Linked DNA regions of Mus musculus: region 2 is linked to region 1. A link is a loop called in an ENCODE intact Hi-C map of the cell type or tissue named here. Cell type or tissue: heart. All regions are shown on one strand.

Region 1 (5,000 bases):
TGCTCACTGGGGTTTCAGCAGTTTGCAGGAATGGTGGGCAGGGAGCAGAGCTGGGTGTCCTGGAGTGAAGAGTAGACTCCAGCAGTTCCACAAGTTCTGGACCTGCTGAGGGGCCAGGAGTCGTGAACAGGACCCCCCGAGGCAGAAGAAGCTGCAGCGCAGGCTCTAAGGAAGGCACGGGCTGAGCAGAAGGTAACTCTAACCCCAGGTCTCTGACCAGCGGGTTCAGCAAGGCCTTCCCAGCGAGATCTGGGCTGGAGGCCAGGGCTGCGCTGCGTAATACAGCTGCCAGGTTGGGGTTGGTGGCCCGAGCCCCAAGGCCCAGTGGGGTTCCATTGGTATGGCAGAACAATGGACAGAGCCCCTTTGTGCCCTGGATGGCTAGTGCGTTTGCCAGGGGTGCATCTACCTCAAAGCCCTTTTCAGCCAGCATGGCAGGCTTGGTCAGCAGGTGTGGCCAGGGCAGGCGGCCGAAGTGGGCATGAAGCAAATGCAGAGCAGGCAGACCCGTGGGCAGCCCCAGGCCGGGGGCCAGGAGTTGGGTTGGGCCTGCTGTCAGGGCAGTTGAGTTTCCTGAAGAGCTATTGTAGAAGAGACCCCAGAATGTGGCACCTGTTGGGAGACAGAGGTCACATGGGGATCAGAGGCACTGGCCAGAATTGGGGTCAAGATCCTCCAGTGGTCCCAGGTAGAGAATCACTGTCTTGCTTGCAATAGAGGTCACTGACTAAGCCTGAAATCAGGAGTTGCTGACCAGGGTCAAAGGTTACTCAAGACTAGGCCTGGTGCTCAGATCCCATGTCCTGCTCACTAGCTAGTCTTGAGGTAATGGCCACTGACTGCCCTAATGAGTTCCAGGTCACTAACTAGGCCCCAGGTTAGAAGCTCTGAGGTTCAGGGCCCACAGATTACACTGACCTAAGCCTGTTGCATGAGGATGTACCACCGCCAGACACAAAGCTGCTCCAACTCCAGCATCCACGACATTGCCCCCAGCGACAAGCAACTCTTGGCCCAGTTGGGAACATGTGGCTGCAGTAAGGAAAGGTCTGTGTGTGATGGGGAGGTGCCCTGAACCACTGACCCCTAGCCCCTTCCCAAACACTGACCTGCCGGGCTGATAATGGCGCTGTGGTGGTACACACCAGGGCGATGGGAGTGTCTGCTGGCTGGAGGGGCCACAGAGCCCAAGTTTCCTCTTGGGCTGTCCCTACTGTGCAGCTGCCTCAGAGCCAGAGAGCTGCTAACAGCCAGCAGCAACAAGCCTGCCAGCAGGCGGGCCCAGGCTCCTGGCAACCCACCAACCTCGTTCCTGCAGAAAGGGGAGTCCTGAGCCAGGGATGGGGTAAAGGAGCACCCAGGAACCCCAAGAAGACCCAAGGAATGTTTCCCCCAAAGGTTTGATTTTGCAAGAGTATAAATTGGAGAGAGAGAGAGAGAGAAGAGAGAGAGAGAGAGAGAGAGAGAGAGAGAGAGAGAGAGCCCAGGGCACTGCATTGGCAAAGACACAGAGGTAGGAAAAAGTTGGAGAAACTGAGGCTGGCTTGGAGAGAGTGTCTAACAGAAGAGCTGGAGGAGGCAGGGGTGGCCAGTCAGTCAGAGGGAGACCTGGAAGGGGCTTGGCACATGGGGAGAGGTGGTTGAGGAGCAGGGTTCATCCAGGTGTAGCCCAGTCCCAACCCGTCCAGCAGGTGCTATGGCATGGAGCTGGGGTGAGGCTGGGAGAGCTGGGGCAGTACTGGGTCCAGCTTGATACAGATGTCTAAGATGTCTTCTCTTAAGATACACAGACCTTCCTCTGACTGACTGGCTCAGTCCCAAGTTGGATCTGCAGCCTAGAGCTCCCCTCCCCCCAAACTCATCTAGAAAGTCCCTGATGCTCAGCCAAGTGTGAGATTGCCTGACCCAGCTTAGGGATTCCAGAGAGAGGACCTTGCCAGCCGTCCAGCCTGAGTTATGGAGGTCCCCAGGCCCTTGCTGACTCACCGGGGGGTATTTTGGAGTCTCCTTAGGGAGAGGACCAGTGGCTCTGCTATCTCTTCCTCTTCCTCCTCCTCCTCCTCCTCTGACTCCACGCCAGGCTCCCAGAGTTGTAGCTTGTGATAGTGCACAGGTCCTGTGGTGGCATCCATGGCCCGTGCTACCCCAGATCTTTGCCGAGAGCCCTGACAGTTGACACTGCCAGAGAGGCAAGCAAGCAGGTTGTGGCTGGTGCTGGGTGGCCTTGGGGAATGGAGGTGGTGAAACAGAGAACAGGTCTGGGCAGGGCGGGGCTGGGAAGGCTGCTATGAGCCTGCCTCGTTAGGACTCGGGGCTCTTATAAAGGTTCCCCGAGCAGCTGCCATACAGAGTCACAATTTATACAGGTCTAGGAGGAGCCCAACACTATAGCTATAGACTAAGAGGTGGGGTGAGTGGAGTCTCTCTTTACCTTTGAGATCCCAAAGCTACTCAGGTCTCTAGGAATCGTGGACATGAATTAGAGCTATGGTTACAAAGGGTAGCCTAGGTGTGGCTTAGCACCACCAACCAGGTTATATTGTCAGGGGGTGTGGCTTCCAAGGAGGGTCATGGTCCAATCTTGGGCTACTATGAAATCTGGCGAACAGCTTGGGGGGTGAGGGCCATCCCTGGATGTGTCATGTGGCTTTTGTCCAGAAGGCGGAGTCAGAGACCTCTGTGGGGAAACAGTCTGGAAAACACGGTTCCAACCTTCTTCCTGGCATTCACATCAAGGACCTGTTCCTGGGCAAAGCAGTGCTATTTGCAACAGTCCCACATTGGAAACTATGCTAACACCATTGTCAGGAAAAACCGTGCAAGCCATTATTCAGGCACTGGGGTATCTGCAGCAGAAAGAATGAACAAGAGACAATTATGTGTAATATTGTACATGAATCAGAGGGAACATGGGGAGTGAAAGAGGCCAGGTAGGAAAGGGCACACATTGTGTGTCTTAAGCAAGGCTCAGAACAAGGTAAGACCGGTTAACGTTTAGAGTCAGAACGCAGCTGGAGTGCGGAACAGTCAGGGCATCTGGGAAGAAGCCAGAGAAGTCTTGTTTACCTTTCTCTCCTACTTTTCTTTTTCCTTCCTTCCTTTTGTCTTTTGTTTTCTTTCTCTCTCTCTTTCTCTCTTTCTTTCTTTCTTTCTTTCTTTCTCTCTCTCTCTCTCTCTCTCTCTCTCTCTCTCTTTCTTTCTGTCTGTCTGTCTGTCTTTCTTCGAGACAGGGTTTCTCTGTATAGCCCTGGCTGTCCTGGAACTCACTTTGTAGACCAGGCTGTCCTTGAACTCAGAAATCTGCCTGCCTCTACCTCCCAAGTGCTGGGATTAAAGGCACGGGACACCACACTTAGCTGTCTTTTTTTTTTTTTAAAGTACCACTCATATTTATTAATAAAACTAAAAGATCTTTTTGAGTTTTGTTTGTTTGGGACAAGGTCTCACTATGTATACTAAATCATTGGCCTTAAACTCAGAAATCTGTCTGCCTTTGTCTTCTGAGTCCTGGGATTAAAGGTGTGTGCCACTATGCCTGCCTTTATTTTTTTTTTATTACATTTCTTTCTTGTGTGTGTGTTTGTATGTGTGGTGTGTGGCACATGAGTGTCATAGCATGCATGTGGAAATCAGAGGACAGCTTGTGGCAGTTGGTTTTCTCCTACCATCTGGATCCAGGGGACCAAGCATGGTCAGGCTTGACAGTGAGCATCCCTATCCACTGAGCCATCTCAATGGCCCTTTGCTTGTTTGTTTTGAGACAGGGTTTTATGTAGCCCAGGCTGCCCGCAGACTCCTCACGTAGCTGAGGGAGGAATATGGCCTTGAACTTCTAATTCTCCTACCCTCAGCACCTCAGTGCTGGGATCATAGGCAAGCATCACCATCCCTGGCTCAATTAAAAGTTTAATATCAAGATGTGAGTGACAGGGCTGAAGAGATGGCTCAGTGGTTAAGAGCACTGACTGCTGTTCCGAAGGTCCTGAGTTCAAATCCCAGCAACCGCATGGTGGCTCACAACCATCCGTAATGAGATCTGATGCCCTCTTCTGGTGGGTGTGTCTGAAGACAGCTACAATGTACTCATATACATAAAAGAAATAAATCTTAAAAAAAAAGATGTGAGTGACAAATGAAAAGTTAATATCAAAATGTCATATGAAAGCAGGTCCTTTAGAGAAGGGGGCCTGGACTTTCCTATTAGACAGACATATTTGTTACAGTGATTTCTTTCTTCCTGTTTTGGTTTTTTTGAGACAGAGTTTCTCTGTAGTAGCCCTGTCTATCCTGAAACTCACTCTGTAGAACATGCCAGTCTCGAACTCAGACCCACCTGCCTCTCTGCTTCTGAGTGCTGGGATCATAGGCATGCGCTGGCTCTGGGTGCTGACCCTGACAGCTTCTGACGTGTCACATTTTCACCTTGGAAAAATCTTTCATCCTGGTTGTCAGCTTGGTGGGCTCCCAGCTGACATCTGTTAATGAGGGTGTTGGTCTCATGGGTGTGCCCACTGTGAACACAAATCAAGTGGCACATCTATGTATGCTTTTCTGCATGTACTTTGTGTTTTATGAAAACCTCGTTTTCTACACTAACATTGGCCATATCTCATAGAAGTTGAGACTAGAATAGAATAGCTGGTCAGTAGGTGATGTGTTTATAGCTAAAACGGGTCTAAAAGCTCAAGTGTGCGACCGCACAGCAGGATAACTGTAGGTAACAACCATGTATTATACCACTAATTATGTATGTATGAACCGGTTTTTTTTTTTTTTAGACAGTCTTTTTTATGTAGCCCAGCCTGTTCTCTAGCTTGAGATCCTCCTGCCTCAACTTCAGTGCTAGGATTACAGATGTGCACGACTTCATTTCAAAACTAGAAGGATTTGAATGTTTTTGTTTTGTTTTGTTTTTGTTTGGGGTTTTTTTGGGGGGGGGGGTTCGAGACAGGGTTTCTCTGTATAGCCCTGGCTGTCCTGGAACTCACTTTGTAGACCAG
Region 2 (5,000 bases), 270 kb before region 1:
TGGCCACCTCCTCTGCAAGGGAAACAAAGAATGTTTACATGGCGGGGGCAAACAAACCACACTCAGCACTCCCTGGTCTGTTTCTGCATAATCTGAAAGAATCAAATGAGACTTTGTGGGCTGGTAAGATAGCTCAGCAAATAAAAAGCACCCACTGCCAAGCCTGAGGACTTGAGCTCAATCTCTAGGACCGACAGGACAGGAAAGAACTTAACTCCTTTAAGCTGTCCTCTGACCTTCAACACACACATTGTGACATGCGTATACCTACACACACACAAACACACATACACACACCAAGTAAATAATAAAAACGCAATTAAAAAAAAAAAAGAGGCGGGCTGGAGCGGTGGCTCAGTGATTAAGAGCACTGACTGCTCTTCCGAAGGTCCTGAGTTCAAATCCTAGCAACCACATGATGGCTCACAACCGTCCATAATGAGATCTAATGCCCTATTCTGGTGTGTCTGAAGACAGCAACAGTGTACTTATATATAATAAATAAATCTTTGGGCTGGAGCAAGCAGAGGTCCTGAGTTCAATTCCCAGCAACCACATGATGGCTCACTACCATTTGTACAACTACAGATACATAATTTTTTTTTTTAAGGGGGGCCCAGTGAGATGGCTTAATGGATAATGGCATTTGCTGCTGAGCCTGACAACTTGAGTTTGATCCCTAGGACCCACGTGGTAGAAGGAGAGAACCAACTCTCTTAGGTTGTCCTCTGACCTCTACTCTCACTTGTGGCATGGACTCAGACATGTATATGAACACATACTAACACACACACACACACACACACACACACAAGAAAGGAAATAAGCAGGATGTAAAACTAAACACTTTATGATTCTAATTTAATGTAAATATTCACATACATGCAGAATAAAAGGCAATCAACTACCAAATACTAAGTCTTGCTGAAAAGGAAGTAGGTTTTTTGTACTCTGTTCATTATTTTATAACAAATAGTCCTGCTTTCATAATTAAAAAAGTATTTTAAAACATATGTTTAAATGCTAATATACTATGACCTTCATACATATACACACAATATGTATATATGTGGCCATTTTTTTCTCCTCTTCTAGAGGATGCACATTCAATAAATGTCTGACATAAAGAACTGGATGCCCACCCAGTCTCAGGTATAAATCAATATTCCCAGGAAAATAAACATGAAAAGCACTTGTAAGATGACAACAGTAACATTTTTTCTAATTCTATAGTTATTTGTCCCACAAATACTGAAATCAAACATTTATCTTTATAAAACATGTTATCATTTTGTATGTGTATGAGTGATCTGCCTGCATGTGTGTATGCTTGGTGCCCACAAAGGTGATCACCTAGTACTGGAGATAAAGACAGATGCAAGCACTTTGTGGATGCTGGAATCAAGAGTAGCAAGCGCTCTTAACTGCTGAGCCATGTCTCCAGCCCCTAAGCATTTTCTTTTCTTTTCCTCTTTGTTTTGTTTTGGTGTGGTTTGGTTTTGGTTTTCTAAGATAGGGTTTCTTTGTGTAGCCCTGGCAGTTCTGGAACTTGCTCTATAAACCAGGCTGGCCTCAAACTCAAGAGATCCACCTGCTTCTGCCTCCCAAGTGCTGGGATTAAAGGTGTGTACCAATACCACCTGGAGAAGGAAACAATACTTAGAATAAACCTGGTTTTGGAAAAAAAAACAAAAAACAAAAAACAAACAAACCAAAAAACAGCAAACTGGACTTAAATTTACCCTAAGCACATTGAGTTAGACTCAGATCACTGACTTTGAAGAGCTAAGAAAGGGCAGACAACTCAACAGTAGCATGGGAGGTACAGCCTATGTCACAGTACAGCCACAGCACAACAGAAAGGAAAATTTACCCTGGAACCTAGTTTACACAAGAAGTTAAAACCAAACTTGCCTACAGAGACACTTCTTGTCAAGACACTGCAACAAGAATGCTAAAACCATCCTATACTGCTTACTTGGGGTCAGAATGTTTCTGACCTTGGGTTTAGTGCTATGAATGCTTTGCTTATCCCCAACTCCCAAAAAAATACTCATAAAACCACCTTACAATTTCATTTAATAAAGAAAATTCTTTAAGATAAATAAGTAAACAAGCTTATATATCCTTCCTTAAAATGTAACCTTTATTTACTTTTTAAAAGGAGGGAGGGGGCAGGCTTTCACCATATCACTACCTGGCTCAAGTAAGATTCTGTATGTAGACCAGGCTGGCCTCTGCCCCAGAGTGCTAGTACTAAAGGTATATGCCACCTGGCAATCCTGGAATTCCCATGTAGACCAAGCTGGTCTCCAACTCACAGAGATCCTCCTGTCTCTGCCTCCTGAGTGCTGAGATTAAAGGCATGCACCACCACACCTGGCCCCTTCACTTTAAGCATTGTTTAATCTTTAAATCTTGCTGTAAAGTGCATCCTTTAAGCATTGTAACTTAAAAAGCCACCAAACCAAACATACTACCATTGTGCAGGTCCCTGAGCCCAAGTCTGTTGAGAAGCCTGCACTTATGTACTGGATATGTCTGCTCTTTCCGAGGCCCGCCGGCCCCCACGCCTCTGCACTCGCCCTTAAATCTAAAGTATGTACCTTCTCTTACCTTTTTTTTTCTCTTACATTTTTTTTTGCTTCACTCAAACTGATCCTGGAATTCTTTTCTGTGGCAGTCAAAGGATCTGGCTTTTCCTGATGGAGGTCCCTAAGCACAAAATGTCTCCCTGTCTCTGCTGATTGCAGCCACTAAGGATACATGACTTACAACATTGCTCATTTAATAAAATTTATTATGGTAAAGAAGTAGCTAATTTTTAGCAGTAGCTTCTTCTTTCTTTCCCTCTAATTTACCAAAATAAGCCCATAGATTTAAGTAATAAGATGTATATCTCATCTGAATGACCGTGCTATACATGTCTCCCCAAGTCTCCCTCATGCTTCCCCCATCTGCTCTTCACCAGCCAATCTGAGGCCAGGCATTGTTTTGTTGGGTTTTGTGCTTGTTTGTTTTTGGTTTTTTTTATTTATTTAATATATGAGTGCTCTACTGCATATACATCTGGAGACCAGAAGAGGGCATCAGATCCCATTACAGATGGTTGTAAGCCACCATGTGGTTGCTGGGAATTGAACTCAGGACCTCTAAAAGAACAGTCAGTGCTCTTAATCACTTAGCCATCTCACCAGCCCCAAGGTCAGACATTTTAGCAGGTGTACTTTTAACACCTGGAGACCAGGTGACAGGATGGATTAGTCAAGCTGGAGGCTACTTGGAGAAGAGACATTTGCCTGGTGCTCTTCAAGAGCAGCACAGACATGCTCTCCTTCTGAGTTCTCTCTCTAGACCTTGGCATCAGTTTAACAGCTTACTTTCTAACAGTTTATCAGTCTTGATTTAATAAAAAATGTTTAAGAAAAAAAAAGTGCTTTCAGAACCTGCAAAATAGCCCAGTGTGTAAAAAAGAGCTTGTCCTATAATTCTGATGCCCCAGCCTAGGACTCAGTGAAAGACTAGAACCAACTTGTAAAAGTTGTCCTCTGACCTCCACACTTGCATTGAGGTATGCATATACACCTACAGAACTGAGTTAAAATAAAGATGCTAAGGTCTAGAAAGACAGCTCAGAAGGAGAGCACATTTGTGCTGCTCTTGAAGAGCACCGGGCAAATGTCTCTTTTCTCCAGTTGATCTCCAGCTTGACTAATCCATCCTGTCTTCACCTGGTCTCCAGTGGAGCTCCCTTTAGAACTCTGATTCCTCCATTATCTTCCTAATCTTAAACTTGGCTTCTAGGCACACTACTGGGTCACAATAATAAAAATCACTAATCAACAGCCTGACAATTTATTTAAGCTCTCTGTAGAGTCAGACTTTCTTTCTATATTAGCAACACTGTTTCTGGCTTCTTACTTCTGTCCTCTTCTTTTCTGGTTCTTTCCTTACATCTCCTAATCTGATAACCTAGTTTTAAAAGATGTAATTTTACAAAATTCAGACACATAACTTAACTTTCTTCCGTAAGCATGCTCTTCTGATTGCTCACAAACTTGTAAACTACTCAAGGTGAGCATAGGTCACCTGCTCATCCCCTTCTTCCCACTCAGGAAAACCTCTTCTGTGCTGTCACACCCCAGGTTTCTTAGTCATTCTCTCCTAATGGAAGCATAGCCCATTGGTACTACGAACTCAGCAACAACAGAAAAATCCCAAATCAAACTTAACATCTTCCTAAATCAACCCCCCTTCCTATTTCCATCTTACGTATTTTACATAAGACCTGAAAACAGAGTTATCATTTACAAACATTCTCATCTATTCACAACAGTATAGCACTGTGGAACTGGGATGTACTTCAAAGGATACAGAATTTCCTAGCATACAAGCTCTGGATTCCATCCCCAGCATCCCATAAACGAATATGATGGCACAGTCCTTGATCCTAGCACCTAGCATCACTTAAAAGTTCAAGGCCACTGTTTGTAACAGAATCGGCTACACACACACACAATGTATAAATGATTTAGGGCTAGCAAAAATGTGCAATATGTACACACTGAAAACAATAAAACATTGATGACAGATATCAAGAACTACCTAAAAAACATTTATGGGGTAGAAGGCCCAATATAATTAAAATGCTAGATCCCTCTGAATTGACTTATATTCAATACTACACCAATAAAAATCCCTTCAGGGGCTGTAGAGATGGCTCAGAGGTTAAGAGTGCTGCCTGCTCTTCCAGATGTCCTAAGTACAACTTCCAGGAACCACATGATGTCTCATAACCATCTGTAACGGGATCTGATGCCCTCTTTTGGCCTGCAGGCAAACATGCAGGCAGAATGCTGTATACATGATAATTAAATAAATCTCTTTTTAAAAAAATCCCTTCAGGTTCTTTGTAGATCAGAATTCTAAGATTTAGATGAAAATTCAAAGAATTTATTAGACAAATTTTCTAAGAAAAACTAAAATATTCATACCTCAAT

Evidence for each region. A loop is a pair of places that touch in the nucleus more often than their neighbours do. Peaks named below come from ENCODE experiments on the same cell type or tissue, not always from the same donor. Only the 100,000 strongest peaks of a DNase experiment are listed, where the experiment ranks them.
Region 2: a loop joins it to region 1, with 4 times the contacts of the local background. A loop is called at or near these places in 3 of 42 quality-filtered maps.

What each region holds. Positions count from the first base shown.
Region 1 is chr11:72,432,751-72,437,750 of GRCm38, reverse strand. Ggt6 (gamma-glutamyltransferase 6) reads right to left here and starts at 2,225. Exons shown (of 4, transcript NM_027819.2): 1 at 1,987-2,225; 2 at 1,110-1,312; 3 at 919-1,032; 4 at 1-612. The coding sequence starts at 2,132. In heart, a CTCF peak has its summit at 2,657; DNase peaks (open chromatin) are centred at 1,260, 1,920 and 2,620; H3K27ac peaks cover 461 bases; H3K27me3 peaks cover 504 bases.
Region 2 is chr11:72,707,169-72,712,168 of GRCm38, reverse strand. Ankfy1 (ankyrin repeat and FYVE domain containing 1) reads right to left here. Exons shown (of 25, transcript NM_009671.5): 2 at 1-12. Among named protein-coding and RNA genes, the nearest start is that of Ankfy1, 20 kb to the right of the region's middle. In heart, CTCF peaks have their summits at 3,061 (motif pointing right) and 4,852 (motif pointing left); no DNase peak of the experiment used is centred here.